2 separate regions of the Homo sapiens genome follow, and region 1 is linked to region 2. The links are chromatin loops, found by intact Hi-C in ENCODE. Cell type or tissue: ovary. All regions are shown on one strand.

Evidence for each region. A loop is a pair of places that touch in the nucleus more often than their neighbours do. Peaks named below come from ENCODE experiments on the same cell type or tissue, not always from the same donor. Only the 100,000 strongest peaks of a DNase experiment are listed, where the experiment ranks them.
Region 1: a loop joins it to region 2, with 10 times the contacts of the local background. A loop is called at or near these places in 1 of 110 quality-filtered maps.

What each region holds. Positions count from the first base shown.
Region 1 is chr2:153,035,031-153,040,030 of GRCh38, reverse strand. It overlaps LOC105373691 (a long non-coding RNA gene), which reads right to left. Exons shown (of 4, transcript XR_007087268.1): 4 at 1,388-5,000. Among named protein-coding and RNA genes, the nearest start is that of ARL6IP6, 320 kb to the right of the region's middle. In ovary, no CTCF peak of the experiment used is centred here; no DNase peak of the experiment used is centred here.
Region 2 is chr2:153,140,027-153,145,026 of GRCh38, reverse strand. It overlaps a transcript of GALNT13 not described here. Among named protein-coding and RNA genes, the nearest start is that of RPRM, 340 kb to the left of the region's middle. In ovary, no CTCF peak of the experiment used is centred here; no DNase peak of the experiment used is centred here; H3K27ac peaks cover 828 bases.

The DNA.
Region 1 (5,000 bases), 100 kb after region 2:
ATAATAATAAAAAGGCCAAGATGGCTTTACTAAAAAATTCCACCACACATTTAAAGAAGAATTAACATCAATCCTCATCAAACTCTTCCAAAGAATTGAAGAGGAGGAAACACTTCCAAACTTATTCTAGGAAGCCAGCATTATTACTCTGATACCAAGACCAGACAAAGACAGTATATGAAAAGAAAATTACAGACCAATATCCCTGATGTATATTGATACAAAAATTCTCAACGAACTATTAAAATACTGATATAAAAATTCTCAACAAAATACTTTTAATATGCTGCATAAACAGCATATTAAAAGGATGATACACCAAAATCAAGTGAAATTTACACCTAAAATACAAAGATGGTTCAACACAGTAAAATGAATTAACACATCACATTAACAAAATGAAGGACAAAAAATAGATAATCATCTCGACTGATGCAGAAAAAGCATTTGGCAAAATTCAACAAGCTTTCCCGATAAAAACACTCACCAAACTAGGAATAAAAGGAAACTACCTCAACACAATAAAAGATGTGTATGGAAAGCCCACAGCTAAAATCATACTCAATGGTGAAAAACTGAAAACTTTTCGTCTGACATCAGGAACAAGAAAAGGATGCCCATTTCTCATCACTTCTATTCAACATAGTACTAGAAGTTTTAGCTAGAGCAATTAGGCAAGAAAAATAAATAAAAGGAATTCAAATTAGGAAAGAAGTAAAATTATCCCTGTTTTCAGATAACATGATCTTATACAGTTGACTCTCTGTATCCATGAGGAATTGGTTTTAGGATCCCCCATGGATACCAAAATCCATAGGTGCTTATGTAAGCAGCTTATGTAAAATAGCATCGTACAGTTGGCCCTTCGTATCCACAGGGTTCAATCTGTGTTTGGTTGAATTCATGTATGCAAAACCCACAATACAGAGGGCTAACTGCATTTAGAAACCCCCAAAGATTACACATATACACACATACACAAACTGTCACAACTAATAAATAATTTCATCAAAATCTCAGGATAGAAAATAAATCCATAAAAATCAGTTGCATTTCCATACACAAACAGTAATCAATTGAAAAAGGAAATTAGGAAAACAATTTTATTTATTATAGCATCAAGAATACAAATCTTAGGAATAAATTTGACCTGAGAAGTGAAAAACTTGTACACTGAACATCACAAAACATTGCTAAAAGAAATCAAAGAAGACAGAAGTAAATGGAAAGATATCCCATGCTCTCCAATTGGAAGACAGTACTTTTTAAATGTCCATACTACCTAAAATGATCTATAGATTCAATATATCCTCATCAAACCCAATGGCATTTTTGCAAAAATAGAAAAAAAATCTAAAATTCATACAAATTTTGATAGGATCTCAAATAGCCAAAACAACTAAGAAAGAAGAATGAAGTTGGAAGCTTCACACTTTTTTATTTCAAAACACACTGCAAGCAACAGCAATCAAAACAGTAGGTACTGACATAGATATATATAATAATGGAACAGAATAGGGAGCCCAGAAATAAACTCTTGCGTAGACGGCCAAATGATTTTCAACAAGGACGCCAAAGCTGCACAAAGGGGAAACACCACTCTCTTCAAAATGTTGTGAGAGGTGTTGGGAAAACCAGATATCCACAAGCAAAAGAATAAAGCTGGACCTCTACCTTATACCATATACAAAAATTAACTCAAAATGGATTAAAGACCTGAAGGTAAGACCAAAAACTATAAAACTCCTAGAAGAAAACCTAGGGGGAAAGAATCAGGACATTTGAATTTGGCAATAATTTCTTGAATATGACACCCAAAGTACATGCAACAAAAGAAAAAACAGAAAAACAGGACTACATCAAACAGAAAAACTTCCATGCATCAAAAAAAAACAGTCAACAGAGTGAAAAGGCAACCTACAGAAGGGGAGAAAATACTTGCAAATTGTTTATCTAATAAGCGGTTAATATACATATAAAAATTGTTACAAGTCAACATTTATAGAATATATAGTGAACTTTTTCAAAGCAACAAGAAGAAAAACAAACAATTTTTAAATGTACAAAGGACTTGAATAGACAATTCTTCAAACGAGATATACAAATGGCCAAGAAACATATGAAAATGCGTTTGACATCACTACTAATAGAAGAAATACAAATCAAAACCGCAATGAGATATAGCCTCACAGTCATTAGGCTGGACACTGTTGAACACAAAATAACAAGTGTTGGCAAGAAAGTGGAGATATTGGGAGCCTTATGCTCTGTTGCTGAGATTGTAAAATGATATAGCCATTGTGGAAAACAGTGTGAGGGTTCCTCGAAAGAATTAAAAATAGAATTACCATGTAATCCAGCAATCTCACTTCTGTACGTACATTTAAAAGTATTCAGAGAAGGACCTGGAAGAGATATTTGCACATCCATGTTCATCACAGAATTATTCATAATAAACACAAGGTGGAAACAACTGAAATGTCCACGGACAGATGAACGAATATAGAAAAAGTGGTATATATACACAATGAAATATGCAGCCTTAAAAAAGGAAATTCTGTTACATACTACAACATGGAAGAACCTCGAGGTCATTACACTAAGCAAAATAAGCCAGTCACAAAATGACAAATTCTGTATAATTCCACACATATGAAATACCTTAATTAGTCAAAATCATAGAAACAGAAAATAGAAAGTTGGTTGCTAAGGACTGGGGGAGGTAGGAGGGGACCTGCAGTTTAGTGGATAAAGAGTTTCAGTGTTACAGGATGAAAAGGTTATAGAGCTCAATTGCACAACACTGTGAATATACTTAAGAGTTCTGACTTGTACACTTGGCTGGGTGTGGTGGCTCACACCTGTAATCCCAGCACTTTGGGAGGCTGAGGTGGGTGGACCACCTGAGTTGGGAGTTCGAGACCAGGCTGACCAACATGGAGAAACCCCATCTCTACTAAAAAGACAAAATTAGCTGAGCATGGTGGTGGGCACCTGTAATCCCACCTTCTCAGGAGGCTGAGGCAGGAGAATCACTTGAACCCAGGAGGCAGAGGTTGCGGTTAGATGAGATCATGCCATTGCACTCCAGTCTGGGCAACAAGAGCGAAACTCTGTCTCAAAAAGAAAAAAAAGGAGTTCTCACTTGTACACTTAAAAATGGTTAACAGGGTAAATTTTATTTTACATGTTTGTTTACCACAATAAAAAAAAATATTCCCAAGTATCCTCTTATGGTTTTCAGGTATTCAAGGTAACTATGTAATTAGTAGGTTATAATGGTGATTTCATATCCATCCTCTTTGAAGTAATTTTGAAAAAACTATTAATGTTCAAATCATCATACCAAGAATATTGAGAAATAGAACATAAATAAAAATCAGCCAATGTCATACTTTCAATGAATTTAAAACCCCTAATAGAGGAAAGATCTGCAGGACAGTTCTCCAGGTGGTCTTGTACCAACCTAGATCTCCCCCTTTCTTGCTCATAGTTCTCAAGAATAACCATAGAATGTGCTGGGAATATTATATCCTGAAATCGGGAAGGAACTGCCTCAAACAGCCTGGACATTGTTCCTGTCCCTCCCAGAGAAGGTAACATCTTGAGTTAGGGAGTAAGTGCCAGGGACAGCTCAGACTTTGCTCCTCTCTCATCTGCAACAGGATGTCCTTCAAAGCTTTGCCCACTGTGTCATGTGGCCTCTGAGGTATATAACCAAGGCAGGATGGCTTTCAGGATGCCTCAGCTGTGGTGCAAAGTCCAGCATATGCAGTCGAGATGCCATCCACCATGGCAGCTTTCTTGAGTCTTGGGAGACTGGCTCACAATGGATCTGAGGTGGTTTTTTTTTTTTTTTGTCTCTTGCTGCTGACCTATAAGTAATTAACTTGCTTTACATAATCTGTGTGTGAGTATCTTCTGTCTCACTGGACTTAGACAAACTGGTAATCAGTGACTGGTGGACTTAAACAGTAGCCCAGGATGCAGTGGGCATAAGTACATGGATACGCCTTTCTGGCGGTAGACTTAATAATAACCTTTGCTATTAGCAAATCTGCTTGGCACTAATAGCACAGAGCAGAGGAGGCATAAGGGAAGGACAAATTAATTCCTTTTGGCAAGTGGGAAAGCAGGAGTAGATCAGGAAAAATGCTTTAAGGAAGTTGCCCTTTGAGTCAGATTTGGAAAGATAAGAGTTTATACAGAAAGGAGGGAAAGGGCACTCCAGGTTGAAGGAATAGTATGAAGAATGGCAGAAAAGCAGGAAGATACAGAACATACAAGGTAAATGTAATTTCTTTGATTTGGTAGAAAATGAAAATGTGGAAGAAAAAGAGAAAATAAAATTTTATTTTCCTTTCCTTTGCATAAATATCCAGGAGTAGGGTTGCTGGCTTGTATGGCAGTCCCATTTTTAGTTTTTTGAGAAACCTCCATACTGTTTAGTTCCTTTTCTCTGTATCCTGGCCAACATTTGTTATTTTTTGGTTTTTTGATAATACTCGTTGTAACTGAGGTGAGATGATATCTCATTGTGGCTTTGATTTGCATTTCACTGATGATTAGTAATAGCGAGCATATTTTTTCACATAACTCTTGGTCATTTGTATGTATTCTTTTAAAAGAAAATTATTCATATCCTTTGTCGACTTTTTTTTATGTAACTTTTATTTTAAATTGAGGAGTACATGTGCATTGCCGAATTTTGCTGTGGAGTTGAGTTCCTTATGTCAGTGACTTGTCAGATGGATAATTTGTAAATATTTTCTGTCATTTTACAGATTGTGTCTTCAGTCTGTTGCTTATTTCCTTTGCTGTGTAGAAGCTTTTTAGCTTAATATAGTCCCATTAGGATATTTTTGTCTTTTCTGACTATATTTGTGAAGCCTTAGACATAAAATCTTTGCCTAGATGACCTGGGAGCATTTCCTCTAATGTTTCTGTCTATAATTTTATGTTTTGGGTCTTGTGTGTAAGTTTCTAATCCACTTTGATTT
Region 2 (5,000 bases):
AGTTTTATCATCTAGTGACTATCATTAATTATAAGAATAATGGCTAGTACATATTATGCACTATTTGTCAGACATTATGATAAGCATACTTTATATCATTTTTTGATAATTGTATTAGAAAAATCATGCATATAATTTCTAATATAACCCCTCTTATAAGCAAGTGAAGATCAGAGAGGTTAAGAAAACTTCCCGAGTTTTCTTAACTCGGCAAGAAACTGGTAACTTTGAGTCCCACACTCAGATCTGTCAGACTTCAGAGCCCATTGCCTTAATTACTGCTTTTCCCCAGACATGAACATTTTCCTCTTCTAGTCTTCTATTATCAGTAGGCTTTGTAGGAGAGGATTGTTTCGTATCCAAGAGCAGACCATGAGTTTGTATCTTAAATTGTGTATGATGATTATGCCAGTCACTTCCTGAGAACCAATTATTCTTTCTTCCTCCTATCTTGGCATACCAGACTTACTTCTCTTCTATTATGGATAACTTGAGTGTTCCAGTGCTCAAATACACTTCTGGAGTTCTCTACAGAATCAGAGGAGCCACTTACCTAATGACAAATTAGGACACATTATTTAGAGCCCAAGAAGACTTAAGAAGGTTGCATAGGAGTAAAGTGTTTGCAGAATATTCAAAAAGCATCTTAGAGATTATCAAGTTCAACTTTCTTGTTCTACATATCCAGGCTCCTGAGGTGAAGGGAATTTCCTGAGCTTACACAGCTAATTAGTAGCAGAACCAATACTAGATCTCCATTCTCCTTTCCTTCAGGACCTGCTTCCATTGCACCATATTCCCTTCTCTCTGAATTACTTCAAGGCAAATAAACACCAGTCTTTCATGCAGGGTGATCCAAGGATTTTTCCAATGACCCTTCTTTCCATGGAGCTTTCTAAAAATGGAGAAAAGAATTATTTATAGCCCTTATTTCAAGGTGCTTTTCAAATATCCAATTATCCAATGACCCATGAGAGCTAGAGGTGGCAAAGGACAGTGGACTTGGCTGCGTATTTCGTACGCATTCATGTGATGACCGAAACTCCAGTGCTTAGACAATGAATGCCTAGGGTGAGGATGCTAAGAAATGAAGGCAAACATCTATGCCTGTCATTTAAAGATACGCTGAGGGCAGAAAAAAATACTTGAAAAGCTTTTAAGCCAGTAGAGTTGATAACAAAGTGTTTGATGTCTAAATAATATCAGCAAACTTTGCAAGAGTTGTCTGGGGCAGATTTTCTGTTTCACTCCGTTTTTTAAAGTAATCTTTTGGGCTTTCTAAATGATACAGCACAGGAGAAAACAATTCTAAGTTGTGCAAGAGACTTCAACTAGTAACATTTGTAATATAGTCCACAAGTCTTAAAAATGTTTCCATCTACCAAATTAAACTATTTCCATCTGGCAGACTTTGCTACTTGCTTTGCAAGATGAATGAAGCTGAAAGGACTATGGCTACTTTTCAAGGTTTCAATTCAATGCAGGCAGTATTTTCATGCCCAGGTCTAACTAGGTTTCACTGCTCTGAGACTACAGCACCACAGTTATTATAGCTCAAAGAGAAAGATTAACTGCTCTGGAAGGAAACAGGCAGGATGAAATTACAATCATGGACCCTAGTATCTGGCATCAGGTATTAATGGGCATGAGCCAGAGAGTTCTTGCAAAAGAAAGGATAGAAGGAGGCATAAACAAAAGCACAGAAATTAGGGTGTATATTTTTTCCTTTTTAAAAAAAGTTTCCCAATTTTAGTCATTTTGCAAAAGAGAAATTACCATTAGAGACATGTACATTCGACCTGCCTTATGCTTGACATATCGTTAATGAGTGGAGCGATGATAACAAGAGTCTTGGGCTGGGAGCCTGCACCAGAAGTAGCCTAAAAATGCCAGCTGTCCAGGTACCTTCCTTGTTGGTGTGGTTCTGGGATCACTTGCACACTTTTTCAGGCACCAATGATTTCCTTTATCATTGCTGGGATTACCTCTCCATTCACACCTTTGAAGCTTCTCTTCATTGCCCATTATCTCTTCTCCTTTTCACCAACTGGCAGTATATTCTCCTTGGGAAGTTGAACCCCTGTCTGAGCTACTGCTCCACAGCCTGCAAAACTGCATAATTACAAGGACCCACCATGTTAACATCATTCCTTCCAGTTCTAAGTGGGCCTCTAGAATACCTCCCACCTACCGTTTTCTGCTTTTGATTTCATATCTCCTAACATGAGCTCAACAAGACAAAGCTTTGGGAATTGGCCCTTGTCAGGCTAACTTCACTAATTTTTCATAGGACTTCTTGTCAATCTTCCCATTTCCATACATAACACCACAATAAAGGCAAAGAAAGCTTACAATATCCCTAGGCCTACAAACCTCCATTTCATTTATCGATCTCTCTCTCTCTCTTGCTCTTGCTCTCGGTCTCACTTTCTCTCTCTCACGCTCATTCTCTCATTTTTCTAAAATTGGGACATATTATTCCCAGGTATTGGGCTAAAAGATAATATACGTTATACCACAGTAGAACATCCTAAATCATCAGCCTGTTTTCCTGAACTGAGCCTGACCATTTAAACCTTTTATCATTCCAAGGTAAGCTCTCTGCTCATTAGGACATTACTTGATATGTTTAGAAATTGCTCTTTTTCTCTACCTTCCTCCATGTGTTTATCATCTTCAATTACTTCCAGCAATCCCACTGGGCACTGGGCAAATAAAACTCCCTGCGGCTTTCCCAAACATGCCCCAAGGTGCCAGAATTCCAGCAGTGTTAACATTAAGTAGCCACTTCCCCTCCAGGGGTTTTGCTCTGTATGTGAAGTCACCAAATGCATAATCTCTCACAATGAATTAAGCACCACTACTATGGCAGAATTGATGAACTGGCTGTACAGTGTATTTTGGTCATAAAGACCGATAGTTTAGGTACAAAGAATTCAGCAGTTCGTGAGAAATTACATTTTTCCCATCATAGCAAAAATAACGCTTCATGATGTCTCTCTCAACCCAACCACAGTAGCCTTTATTATTACTATCCATCATCTGGAAGCTTATTCGTTCCTAAATTGTATTGCTTGATATTTTTGGTTCATTAATTTATTGAGGACATGTTACTAAGCATGTACCACAATAAGATACTATTCAAATGTCTGATTCAAACCCTGGCTCTGATGTTTACTACCTTACTCTTAGGTTGTTCTAATGATTAACAGAGAAAATAGGCTTAAAAATTGTAAAGATTAAATGCATAGCTAGATGACTTCTATAATGATGGTATGGGGAGCTCTGAGACCCTCTCCCAGCAAAACAGTCGTAACTAGTGGGAAGAAAAAGAAAACACACCTTCAACCTACCAAACAGCAAGAGACTGTGGCAGCAAAAGTCTCTTCCTCACCACACCCAGCTCTGCATGATGAAGCTCCACTCCAGGTAGGTAGAACCAAGAACACAGGGCTCTGTCTTCTCCCAGCTCCCAGTTGAGAACTGCAGCATCTCCCCACCTCACTATCCACCATCTGTATTGCAGAGGTTTTAATACTAGACAAAAACAGCTGAGAAGTCTGGAGGCCTCTTCCTCTACCCTGCCCCAACTCACGGGGTGGAAGCTCTACCTAAGCTTATAGGCCTTTAATCTTAGGCCTAGCCCACCCTTATCTCTGCTCATTCATAGGGCAGAGGTTCCACACAAGGACAGACAAGTTGAGAAGGCCAGTGGTGGCTGCCCCAGCCCAGCATCCTGCTTGTGGAACCCAGATGTCACTCCAACACAAGTGGCCATATATCCATACTATGGAATATTATTCAGCAATTTAAAAAGAAAATAAAAAACTGCTATCTGCTACAACAGGGATGAATCTAGAAAACATTATGCTCTTCCAGGTGGAAAAAGCCAGTCACAAAAGACCACATATTTCCTGATTTTACATATGAAATGTCAAGAATAAACAAATCTACAGATACAGAAAGATTAATGGTTCTCTTTGACAGGGGATGGACAGAGTGGTAGAATGGACAGCAACTGCTTATGAGTATGGATTTTTGGGGGAGCTGATGAAATTTTCCAAAATCAGATCATGGGGATGATTGCACAACTCTGTAAAAATACTGAAAGGTGTTGAATTAAACACTTTAAATTGGTAAATTATATTTCAGGCCATTTTAAACAATTATGTATATGAAGCATTAATTCATATCCACCTTAGGTATTCAATGAATGCTATTCCCTTTCTGTTTTCTTTCGGTGAATTCAATGAAAATGCAAAAATGAAGAAGTGCATCTTAGTTGGGTATTCAGCTTCCCTTGGTAAGAGAAAAGTTACTTGAGGGCAAAGTTCCTTGTGGTGGTTAACATATGTTTTACATAAAAGGCACTCATTATATTAACATTTGTAAAACTCTGAGTTTTTCAACTTGGAGAGCACTGTAAAACAGGGATTAACAGACATAGATTCTGGGGTCCTACAACCTAGACTCAAGCCATAAGATTAAAGATTCAAATCTCAGAGTTAGTCCTGCTCAATTTGAATCCTGGACTTTAGTTAAATTATTAACCTTTCCCTGTTTCAGTTTCTTCACCTTTTATGAAAATACATTTATATGCATTCATTTGCTCACATTTTCTCTATAAAGACAACCTGTCCTTTGTTGTATACAACCTTTGGAATCCTTCCTTTCTCCAAGGTCATCTCAAGACCTGACTCCTCTGTGAAGTCTCTGCCAATTCCACCTTCCAGGCCAGTTAACTTATCGGGTTCTCGTGGGAATGGGAAATGAAATAACATTGTGAAGGACCTGGAATAGTGCTTGGCATACATTATGTGCTCAAAAAATATTAGCTGTAATGTTAATGACTATTATCATTTCCTTCCGTGATAAATAGTTTTTGGTTGTATTGTTTACTTCAAATCTGGCGTAACAAATCTTAAGGAATGGATGGTAAGATTACCACATCATCAAATGCCAGACCTGATGTCCTCTCTGCTCACTTTTCCACCCTATTG